Linked DNA regions of Mus musculus: region 1 is linked to region 2. Evidence: chromatin loops called from intact Hi-C (ENCODE). Cell type or tissue: heart. All regions are shown on one strand.

Region 1 (5,000 bases), 62 kb after region 2:
GGGAAGAGGGTGGGACCAGAAGAAGCCCGCAGCGGGTCTGGGACCACAACTGCTCTGATGCAATGATTCAAGGTCATTGATGGGTACAACATATTCTATTCATAGGTGTGGATTTTATCCAAAGGTTCTATGAGCCTTCCCTCCACAGAGTGGTACAGGTTGCAATTATCTGTCACCTCTCATACTGACCTGGCCAAATGCTCATGGAGTCTGAGGTAGAAGATGTTTGACTATGAGATTAGAGGGGACAAAGTACCCAAGGCTACTCAGGGTGGTAGCATGATGAAAACGAACTGGGCTCCCTGAAAGTCAGAGCACTCAACAACGACAACAACAAGACTTTCTCCTGAACGCCCGTTAGGAACTCACACTTTGTGAATGCATCAAAAGAGCCTTGAGCTGGGGACAAGAAGGAAGAGCGACCACTCCAGACTCTGCTTCGCCAAGGGGGCTGGCAGACCACGCTGCCTGGCTCAGGGAATGACAGCTTGTTCATTCTCCTTCCTCCGGACTGTTGTGTGTTCTCCAAACTGTTAACAGTGGTGTTAATTACTGACAATTAATTACAGTAATAAGAGCCGGGTTCTGAACCAGTGCAGCCACAGGAGAGCTACATGGGCTCACACACGTCCAAGCTCCCAGAAAAATTCCTCCAGTAGAGAGGGACTTGGCTTTCATTTGTCCCTGGCTCAGTACCAGGCACTGCCTCTACTCAGAGAACCACATTACATAGTACTTATATCTCTTATCCTACCGAGAAGGAAATGGAGGTCCAGAGAAGTTCAGTAATTTGCTAAAGGATGTAAAATCTCCTAATCGCACTGGTATACACCTGAACTAGTGGAGTTGTCATGGCAACTTCTCAGGGAGAACACCTGCAAGTTATCCAACAAGCTACCCCACCCCTGTACTAGACACTGACTGGACTCTGATTTCTGCCCTGTCATGGTTTTTTTTTTTTTTTCCTTTTTCTTGAATTGGGGGCAATAAAAACATAATATTATTTTCCTATGCAGTTAGAGACAATGATCAAACAATTTGTTATTTAATAATAGGTCCATTGTTTTAAAAATAACTAATTAACCAGGTATAGGAGAAGGGGTGAAAGTTTGCAGAGGTTTGGAACATCAAAGACAAATGTATGGCGTACAAAATCCAGGCTATGGGGAGTCCTTCTCTCACCTTGCTCACAAACCTCTGAATCAACTGAGAATGTTATTAAGGCATCAACGGCAGTCACTCTGCAAACACACTAGCTTAGAGGACAATACTGGGCACAAAGGTCAGCTAGAAAAGAGACTACGAGCTTCCCAAGAGTCAGAGAGAAACCAGTAACAAGCACAAAGCAGACACTTACCAGCAAGAAGCAGCCGTTCGAGGGCAGTGCGTTCGTACAGTTGGATGTTTGGCATGTTCTTTTACTTTTTAGAGGGCTGTCTCTGGGCTTATTTCCTAGTGGATGATTTCCTTATAAACCCCGCTGCTAATTTAAGACCCAGGAAAGGGACTAATCAAAGTCTATAAAATGGAATGTCTCAGGATTCATTTATTTCTCTCCTGGAGCTTCCCAGCTAAGTTGATAAGAAGACAGATTGGGGACTTGTTTCTTTGCCCTTGTTAATAATATTAGCTAGTGGAGTGGGTCTCTCAGGCTCGTTGAGAGCAGGTTATGTGGTCAGGATTAGAAAAATAAATATGGGTCCTTGAGGATTTACAATTACTTTTAGAGTCGGGTCCTAGCAGAGCAGCCTCTTCCATATATTTATTAATATAGAAAAGATAGAAACAACAAGAGAGTTTCAACAATTCAAAAGCCAGGCCTGGCGTTACATTCTTGTGGCCTTGAAGGGTAATCTTTACTTTAGCCAAAGGTCAGCAGGCAACCTATCTGGCCTGAAGGTAAACAGTTCTAATCCAGACTGCTAAATATTTTCCACAAATAAAGGAAACTAAAGGATTTTTATGAGAGAGAGAGAGAGAAGGAGAGAGAGGGAGAGAGAAGAAAGCTTATAAATAGGGAGCCAGAATTTATTACCTTTAGTATTGACTTTCTATTGTAAACAACAAGACCTAGGGAAGTATTACAGCTTTGGATCAAAATTGCTTCAGATGACATGAATGCAAGCAAGAAAAAAAAAAAGGACAATCTGAATTTTGTGAATGTCCCCAGCACCCCACACCACCCCCTACACACACACACAAAACAGGCTGAACTGGTCTGCACATTTGAACTAACTTTCAAAAAGCATCTCACCTCACTTCTCTCAGGGGTTTTAAAAAGAATCAGATCAACGTCACCAACAAGTAGAGGCCGGATTAATAATCAGGAAACAAAAATGATTAAATATCTGGCCGAGATAACGTTGCTGGCCATGGAGTAAGACTGGCGCAGACATCTCTACTCTCAGAGTGTTACTCTGGACTGAGCCAGTAAGTGGTCTTTCTTTTACTTTTTCTTTCTTTTCTTTTCTTTTTTTAAATTCAGATTCCTTGTTCAGATCCCTTTTGGGCCAGAGGTCTAAAGAGAGGAAAAAGTAGTTTCTTCTCACCTGTTCAAAGATGTTTGGGACTTTCAAAGCAGCAGTGACCAGCCAGCCTCCATCCCTGTGCCAGAAGCGTCTAGGGCCGCCTGAGCTGTGACCGGTCTCAACTTCGGTGTACAGGTGGCTGGAGGAAGAAGAAGGGTATTGGTTGGTTCAGAGCAGGAAATCTGTGACATCACGGAAGTCTGGCTGAGACCTTAGGGACTAAAACATCCCCAGAGGCTCCGCCCCCGTCAATTACCTGACTACCTTGGAGCAGGTAGGTGGCGTCTCTCAGAGGACAAATGAATCAGTTAGAGCAATTTGCCAAGTGGAATTTACTTTCCTTTCTGAGCATAGCACGTGTCTAGCCCCGTGTACAGATCTGAATGCGAATGCCTGATTGTTTCCCAGGCCCATCTTGTATGCCTGATATTGTTTCCCCTCCAGGCTCACAGGAGCCCACACAGCTGCCAACATCAGAATTAAAAGGGAAGTTTAAACACTGGAAGGAGACAGGGATTTTTGTAGGGGGGGGGGGGGAAGGAAAAGGTTGTGAAGACTTAGCCATATCTGGGACTTGTCCCCACTAACGCCTTTCTGAATCACATCCCTTTGAGTTCCTAGTGTTTTTCTGTCCCAATATTATAACAAACCAGAGATGACCTAAGTCTACTTAAAAAAATCTAATTTTGATACCTTTCAGCATCATTTCCCAAACACCTTCGCGGTCCCCAGCATATTAATAATAGATTCAGGCATTGGTAAAACTTCAGGCATTCCTACCTCGGCCTGTCTGTCACGTGGTGGTTACAGTCCACAGTAGGCCTGCAATTAGGAGTACTTTAAATGATTCAGGTTAGAATGATAGCGCCTTACTAAGGCCATGTTGTCTGCAGGGAGAGATAGGGAAGAGGACTCAGGGCTATTTTGGTCCCAAGCTTGGTGTGTGACCCTGGACAAGTCACCCTTGCTTCAGCTTTTCCAGCAGGCTAATGGCACGACTCAGCTGGCACTTGAGTGACAGCTAAGAGGATTCCTGCCTGCTGGTTAAGGCCTGTGGCATCTTGTCCCATCAGCCTGTTGAATTGCTGTGTGTCTGTGGCTCGCAGCCAGCCTCCCTCGCAGATGTAGTCACTGTTCGGAATGTGCTACCTGGGGACCCTGGGGAGTTCTCTCTCCTGGGTTGGTCCAGGCACACTTTGGTCCCCTAACGAAGAAAACGTCTGCTGAAAATCTTTCCCCCCTCCTGATCTTGAAACTGTAGAAGTCGCCTGTTCTAACACCTCACGGCCTAGCCGTGGTTTGTGGGCGGGACTAGGGGACAGCTAGAGTTAGAAATAGTAAAAAAGCACCTTCTCCCTGAGTGCCCACATTGGTAGCTGGCTCCCTGTCACTCGGTACCTTGTAAAGTAAAAGGAGAGGGTAGCAGAAGGAAGATGAAGTTAGCGCAGGAGGCAACTTCAAATCACTGGTTCACCCCAGACAGGCCTAAACAGCGCATCCATCTGGGACCAAGCAGCTTGGGACTCTTTAAAACAAACACATACACACACCTCTCTTCGCTACTTTATCCAATAGAAACTAAGGGAGGCGTGGCTACCCTGTACCGATAAAAGCAAAAGGTTCGAAAAGGAGGGAGGGGGAGGGGGTTGGGGCTTGGGGGTTGAGGAGTGGGAAGATAATAAAGGTAGTTGAACCTTTCAAGTGCAGGTTTTTCGAGGCAGGAGGTGGGGGTGGGAGGAAGTACTATTAGCCCAGCAAGACAAAAGCTTCTCCTTCCTGAGACAGCGTGTCCCCGTGTCCCCGGGGGTAGGAGGAGACCAAGGCTAGCCAGCTTGCAGAAAGCCACGCCCCTCATTGAGTTCCGCCCTCTCTGTGCTGTCAGTCAAGCTTCACCTTGCCCAAGGGGATTGGCTCTGACTTGGAGAGGCAGTTAGATTTCCAGGCACAGAAACCCTGGGCAGAGAGGCACAGGAGAAATATATTTGCATAAAATGTGCAATCAATGAACGCGCACAGAACTTCGCTGAAGGAAGGCCTTTAGACTATGGGAATTTTTCTGGCTGTATTCACAAACACACAGCCACTTGCACGGATAGCCTGGTGAAAGAAAGACAAACTTAGGAGAGAGAGGGGAAATAGAGGAAGTGGATCAGCATTAAACTGGGAGTGGAGCTAAGGCTCAGGTGTCTTGTGTAAGAGAAGAGAAACTCCTGGATATTTTATATGGTTAGCCAAGAGAAGGGCTTCTCTATGCAGCTGAATGTAGCCTATTCTTTAAAGACTAAAACCAAGTTCAGTATAAACTCCACTGTTTCATTCCGGCTGTTGTGTTTGAACAAAGTCTTAGATTCTAAGGTAAGGTGGGGGGAGGCAGACAGAAATAATGACCACTAAAGCGAACACGGAGTAAGAAAGACAGCAAGAGCTTGCCAGGCCCGCGTACTCTCCCCAAGCACTTTATACCGGAACCCC
Region 2 (5,000 bases):
GGCTTTGCAGAGGAGGTGAGTCCAGAGAAATGAGGCATAGCAGCTGCAGCCAAGGTGTAGACACCCCATTCAAAGACCCCAAGAAGGTAGTAGCCAAGGTGTAGACACTCCATTTAAAAAACCCCAAGAATCTAAGTTCATGCTGGATGCAGGGAATGGTAGGTTCCATGCCATGTCCCTGTAACATGCCTTGCCGATGGGGACACACAGAGTGGAAGTGAGATCAGCGGGAGGAGAAATGTTAGAGTAGAACAGTGAATTAAACTGGGACACCTGACTACCAGCCCCCACTCCCGGGGGCTCAGCAAAGCTAAGCTATACTCTTGGGGCTGGAGACAGTAGGCACAGAGAAGTCTGATGCTAAGTCTGGAGAGGGAGAGGGCAGAAGGAATGAAGCTGACAGGTGCTCCACCCAAAGTCACTTCTTCAGGCTCTCTGACCATTGGCCTACACAGGATTGCCATTGCCAAATGCCAGCCAGCCATTCCCTTCCTTTCTCCCCACTTCCTTCCTCCCTTGCCCGCTCCTTCTATCCTCCCTCCCTCTCTCCTTTCCTCCCTTGATGTTTTTTGAGATAGATTCTCACTATGTAGCCCAGGCTAGTCTGGAACGTGAGATCCTCCTGCCTCAGCATCCTATGTGCTAGGCTTACAAGCCTGTGCCGCCACATCCAGCGTTTCCCGTTTGAATGACTGTCCCTTCTCTCCCAGAGATCACAGCTTTCAAGAGAGCAAACTCGTGCTTACCCTGATCACCACTCAGCCCTCACTGGCGTGTGCAATGTGCAGGCAGACAGGGTGTCACAGGCTGTGTTAAAACAGCTCCGGGGGATGGGGTGGGGGGGCTGAGAACAGCTATTTTTTTCTTCCTTCTGTTTTTAGATACTTTCTGTTTATGCTTCTAATTGTGCTGACTAGACACGGTTTAATAGTTGCAAGCTGCCTTAATCCTTTTTTTGGAGTGGGGGAGGAGGCAGGCTATATTTTAAATATATGGCAATATTTCACAAGTCCTGGAATGGAAAACACTAGACATCTCTACTGTGTCTGAGATAAAAATAAGTGCATCAGCCATCATCCTCCGAACACTCCCACAGAGGCTCCTGAGCACCTCCCCGCGCGCCCCACCCCCAGTGAGACCCATCCCTGCCGGTTAGTTCTCATCATGATACTTGGAAGAGACTCAAGCAACAGTGCAGTTTCCACCAACAGGATTGCTTTAGTTTCCAAGCTTTCTGGTCCTGAATACAAGCCCCCTTCCAGGAACTTTCTGGAAATTACTCTTAACATTCTCTTGATCCCCCTTCTAGGCTAAACCCCATGCTTCCTTTCCCATTCCATGTGGGATGGGACCACAGGGTCACTTGTTTGCTACCAGAAACCATGTCGGCAATAAGCGTTGGTGCTTATGTGTAGTCTTGGGTGAGGCTGGCATGAGTTAAGGAGTCAAGCAGGATCAGTGGGCAAGTGTACTCTTGGTAGTCAGCTTAGAGGGAGAGAATAAATTTGAACCTAGATGGAGCTCATCTTAAAGAGCCAACAGGCTTCCCCACCAGCCACACATGGCCTCTCTGGATCACTTCCTCTCTTCTGCCTCCAAACCGCTGGGGGAAAATGTCCCCAGTTCTCCAGCCACCCAGTTCCCTTGTTAATGAACACCAGAAAGGAAAATTTTCAAACAAGCTGAGAAGCCATGTGAGATGGGGACTTGCGTTCTAGCTGCCTGGGGCTCCCAGGTGGACATGGGGTGTGAGGAGGGACAAGGTGCCCTCAGGATAGAGTTCACACAGGTAATGAAGGGTCCGATGCCAACCTCAGTAGGCACGCGTGACTCAGTTTACCCAAGATGGTCTGTATGCCTGAGATACGGTTGGCTAGTCTCTGAACGGGGCCAGTTTCTATTTGAGGGATGGAGTGAGGAGGAAAAGAAGCACAGAGAGGAACTGGACCTCTTTTCCCTTCATGTAAATGGCTCTGGCACTGTGTTTGATCCTTTGAACCTCAGTTCACAATTCAAATTCATCATCAACAGTTGGGGCAACTCACACTGACAGTTATGCTACGTGCTATGCACTACGGACCAGGCATGTTGTGAAACATGTATTGATCCATTCAGTCCTCACACCAGCCCTATGAGGAAAACACTGGTATACTCCAGGCACAGAGAACCTTCCCAGGATCACACAGCTGGTCCCTGGAGAGGACGGTGGAATTCTGGTTGAGGTGTGCACAGTAGGGCAGTAAGATGCCATGCACGTGGGTGGCTGATAAGCAAGAGGTGCTTGGAACACAAGAAGCAGGGGAGACCCAAGGAAATCTAGAAGCAGCTCTTGGGTATATCCTATTCTTTACTACTGTATCATCCACTGGGTGGCTGCTGAGAAGAACTCAGGCAGCGTGATCTGCCAAGCGTAGCCTGCTCTCATCAAGCCAGTGCCTTCAGGCCTGAGGCCGAGAGACACGAGCCACAAGCACCACACAGCTTGTGTCCTTGCCTCTGCCCTGTCACCAGGGCCATTTGCCAGCAGAGTGCACATCCTAGGTCCCTGCATGCCCTTGGGCTTCCTGTTTCACTGACGATCCCCATCTCCAGAAATAACCTAATTATCTCTGGGAATAGCTTTGGCCTCCTCGTCCTAGAAGCAGAAGTTTAAAAGGTTCCTATCTGGGCTTCATGGGCACTGCTAGGTGGGTTATTTATTCTGCCTCTAGAGGGAGCTCTTTAGTTCCAGACTTTATTTTCTCTTGCATGCATAAGGCAGGGTATTCGCTGTTGAAAGCAGGCTTTCTCAAGAGAGGAGGCACTGCAAGTAGCTCATGCTGGCCAGTGTGCCCTGTTTGCTATTGTTCATGACAGTGCTTATGACAGTCATTAGATTAGTGCTTTTAATAACAGGCATGAACTGGGGTTTAGCCTATTCAACAATGTCCTAACTGGGAGATATTATACCCCCACTTTACAGGTACAGACAACGAGATTCAACACAGTGGCAAGAGTTGGAAGCCAGACATAGTATTGGGATTCTTATCTTGACCTAAATCCTCTGCATACTTGTCTATGACAAAGTAAGCAATATTCATTGTCCTGAAGGCGGCTCAGTTCTGAGCACTTACACTTAACCTATTTACCCCTGTTAAAACCTGTCAGGCAAGCTTGATCAATCTCTCTTTTTTTTTGCAGATTTGGAAACAATATACAGTTTAGCTTGCCCAAGGTCATGGTTAACCTCTAGTGACTAGCAGTCCCTGTTTTCCCGGGACTAACCTGGTTCAGAGATACAGAATTATCATCTAAAAAGTGGTCAGTCCTGGGCATACCAGATGAGCTGGCTACCTTGTTTAATGCAGACAGTGTGAAATCAGGGCTGTGACCCCAAGGGGATGCTCTTACCAATGACAGTAGTACATAGTCCCCCTTTTTCCTATGTTTTGGCCCAAAGATTTAATGGAAGCTAGGGATGTGGTGGAGGAGTTCCTGGTTTCAGATGCTTCCGAGTGCATGCTCGCTTGGATGCTATTCTCTTAGACGGATGTCCAAAATGTCCCTCCTTCCAATGGCTGCTTCAATATGTTCTTTTACAGCAACCTTTGCAGCTCTACATTGTAAGCAATTCCAGTACTTCCCAGAAACTTGAAGAATAAACTCCCTGTTTAGTTTAGACAAAGCCTAGCAGATAGCCAGGGGAGTCTGATAAATATGTGTGCTGCTCCCTGGGGTGCCTCGGAAGAATTCCAAAGCTCAAACCAGATGTGCAATTGACAGAGGTTGATGAGGGATGGTGGAGGGTTTGGGCACAGTCCACATGCCAGGTTAATTCTTCATAGAGATGTCAAGACAGTTTATCCATCCTAGGACTCTCTGGCCTCTTTGAGGTCATCAACTTCTCTTCCTGGACATTTTGGGGGAGGGGAGCTGGAGAGTCCCAAGCTACAGACAATGAGGGTTTTCTGTAAACTGTTTAGGGATTGGGAATATGTACGCAGGGGTAGGGAAGGAGGGCAGCTTTTTGCCCAACTTTAGTCCCTGCTATTTTTGGTTCCTTTGAGAATTGTTCTACTTGGTTACTTATAGAACATTTGGAAATGAGTTCCCCCTGGAGGCATAGGCCTGTGATGTCAGGAACTCAGAGGGCTGAGGCAGGAGGATAATAGGTTCTGCGTTATCTATGAGGGAGTCCAAACTGGCCTGGCCTAGGGAGCGAGACCCAATATCAAAGTAAACAGCAAATAAAACCAAAATAAATGGCAAAGAGGATTGGAGATGTGGGTCCGGGGCAGAGACCACAGAGCATGTAACAGGCCTATGTTTAATTCTTAATATTGTAGCATGCACAAGCATGCACATGCACGTATGTACACACACACACACACCCACACACACACACACACACACACGCACGCACACAAACACATACACACACATAAATAGCACATTTTTGGGAACTGGACTACGGATCAAATGTTTTTTACTTCAAGGTTGATGGGAAACGGCTTTTGGGGTAACAGGAATCAAGGCAGCCTGACCACTGTGGTTTTCTGATGGGCTTTCCAAATAGCCTGGGCACCCAGATGTCAGCAGGAGTCTTTTTTTGGGTCTTTGTGCTTTTGTGAAGTCCATTCAACCCCAGGGGCTGTGCAGAGGGGTCACAGCTCCGTGTGGAGATAGACATGGGAGAAGGTGACATGGCATTCAAGTGGAAATTATTTCCAGATGACATTTCAAAACCATTCCTCCATTCCCTCACATCCATTACGTGGCACTCCTTGGGTAACTACGAAAAGGCCTCCTCTGTCTAACACTTTCCAGGCTGGAAGTCACAGACCCTCCAAAGCACAGGACTTGACACTTGGATATTGAGAAATTGCGTTCTTCCTCCCCGTTTGTCAATGTGCCCCACGAAGACATTTGGTTCTTTTGTGCTAAAGTCTTTTTTTTTGTTGTTGTTGCACAAATTGAATAAAAATTCCATCTTCCCAAACAGTTTCTGTTTGCTCAATGAA

What was found. Peaks named below come from ENCODE experiments on the same cell type or tissue, not always from the same donor. Only the 100,000 strongest peaks of a DNase experiment are listed, where the experiment ranks them.
Region 1: it touches region 2 in a loop (2.4-fold over the local background); 4 of 42 quality-filtered maps call a loop at or near these places.

Annotation. Positions count from the first base shown.
Region 1 is chr5:74,700,243-74,705,242 of GRCm38, forward strand. It overlaps Lnx1 (ligand of numb-protein X 1), which reads right to left and starts at 2,661. Exons shown (of 11, transcript NM_001159577.1): 1 at 2,550-2,661. Gm15984 (a long non-coding RNA gene) reads left to right here and starts at 2,230. Exons shown (of 4, transcript XR_001784879.2): 1 at 2,230-2,430. In heart, a CTCF peak has its summit at 2,827; DNase peaks (open chromatin) are centred at 2,789, 3,749 and 4,389; H3K4me3 peaks cover 1,299 bases; H3K27ac peaks cover 1,605 bases.
Region 2 is chr5:74,638,602-74,643,601 of GRCm38, forward strand. The region is part of intron 2 of Lnx1 (ligand of numb-protein X 1); the gene reads right to left. Among named protein-coding and RNA genes, the nearest start is that of Gm32304, 6.6 kb to the right of the region's middle. In heart, a CTCF peak has its summit at 2,700 (motif pointing right); a DNase peak (open chromatin) is centred at 2,500; H3K27ac peaks cover 285 bases; H3K27me3 peaks cover 706 bases.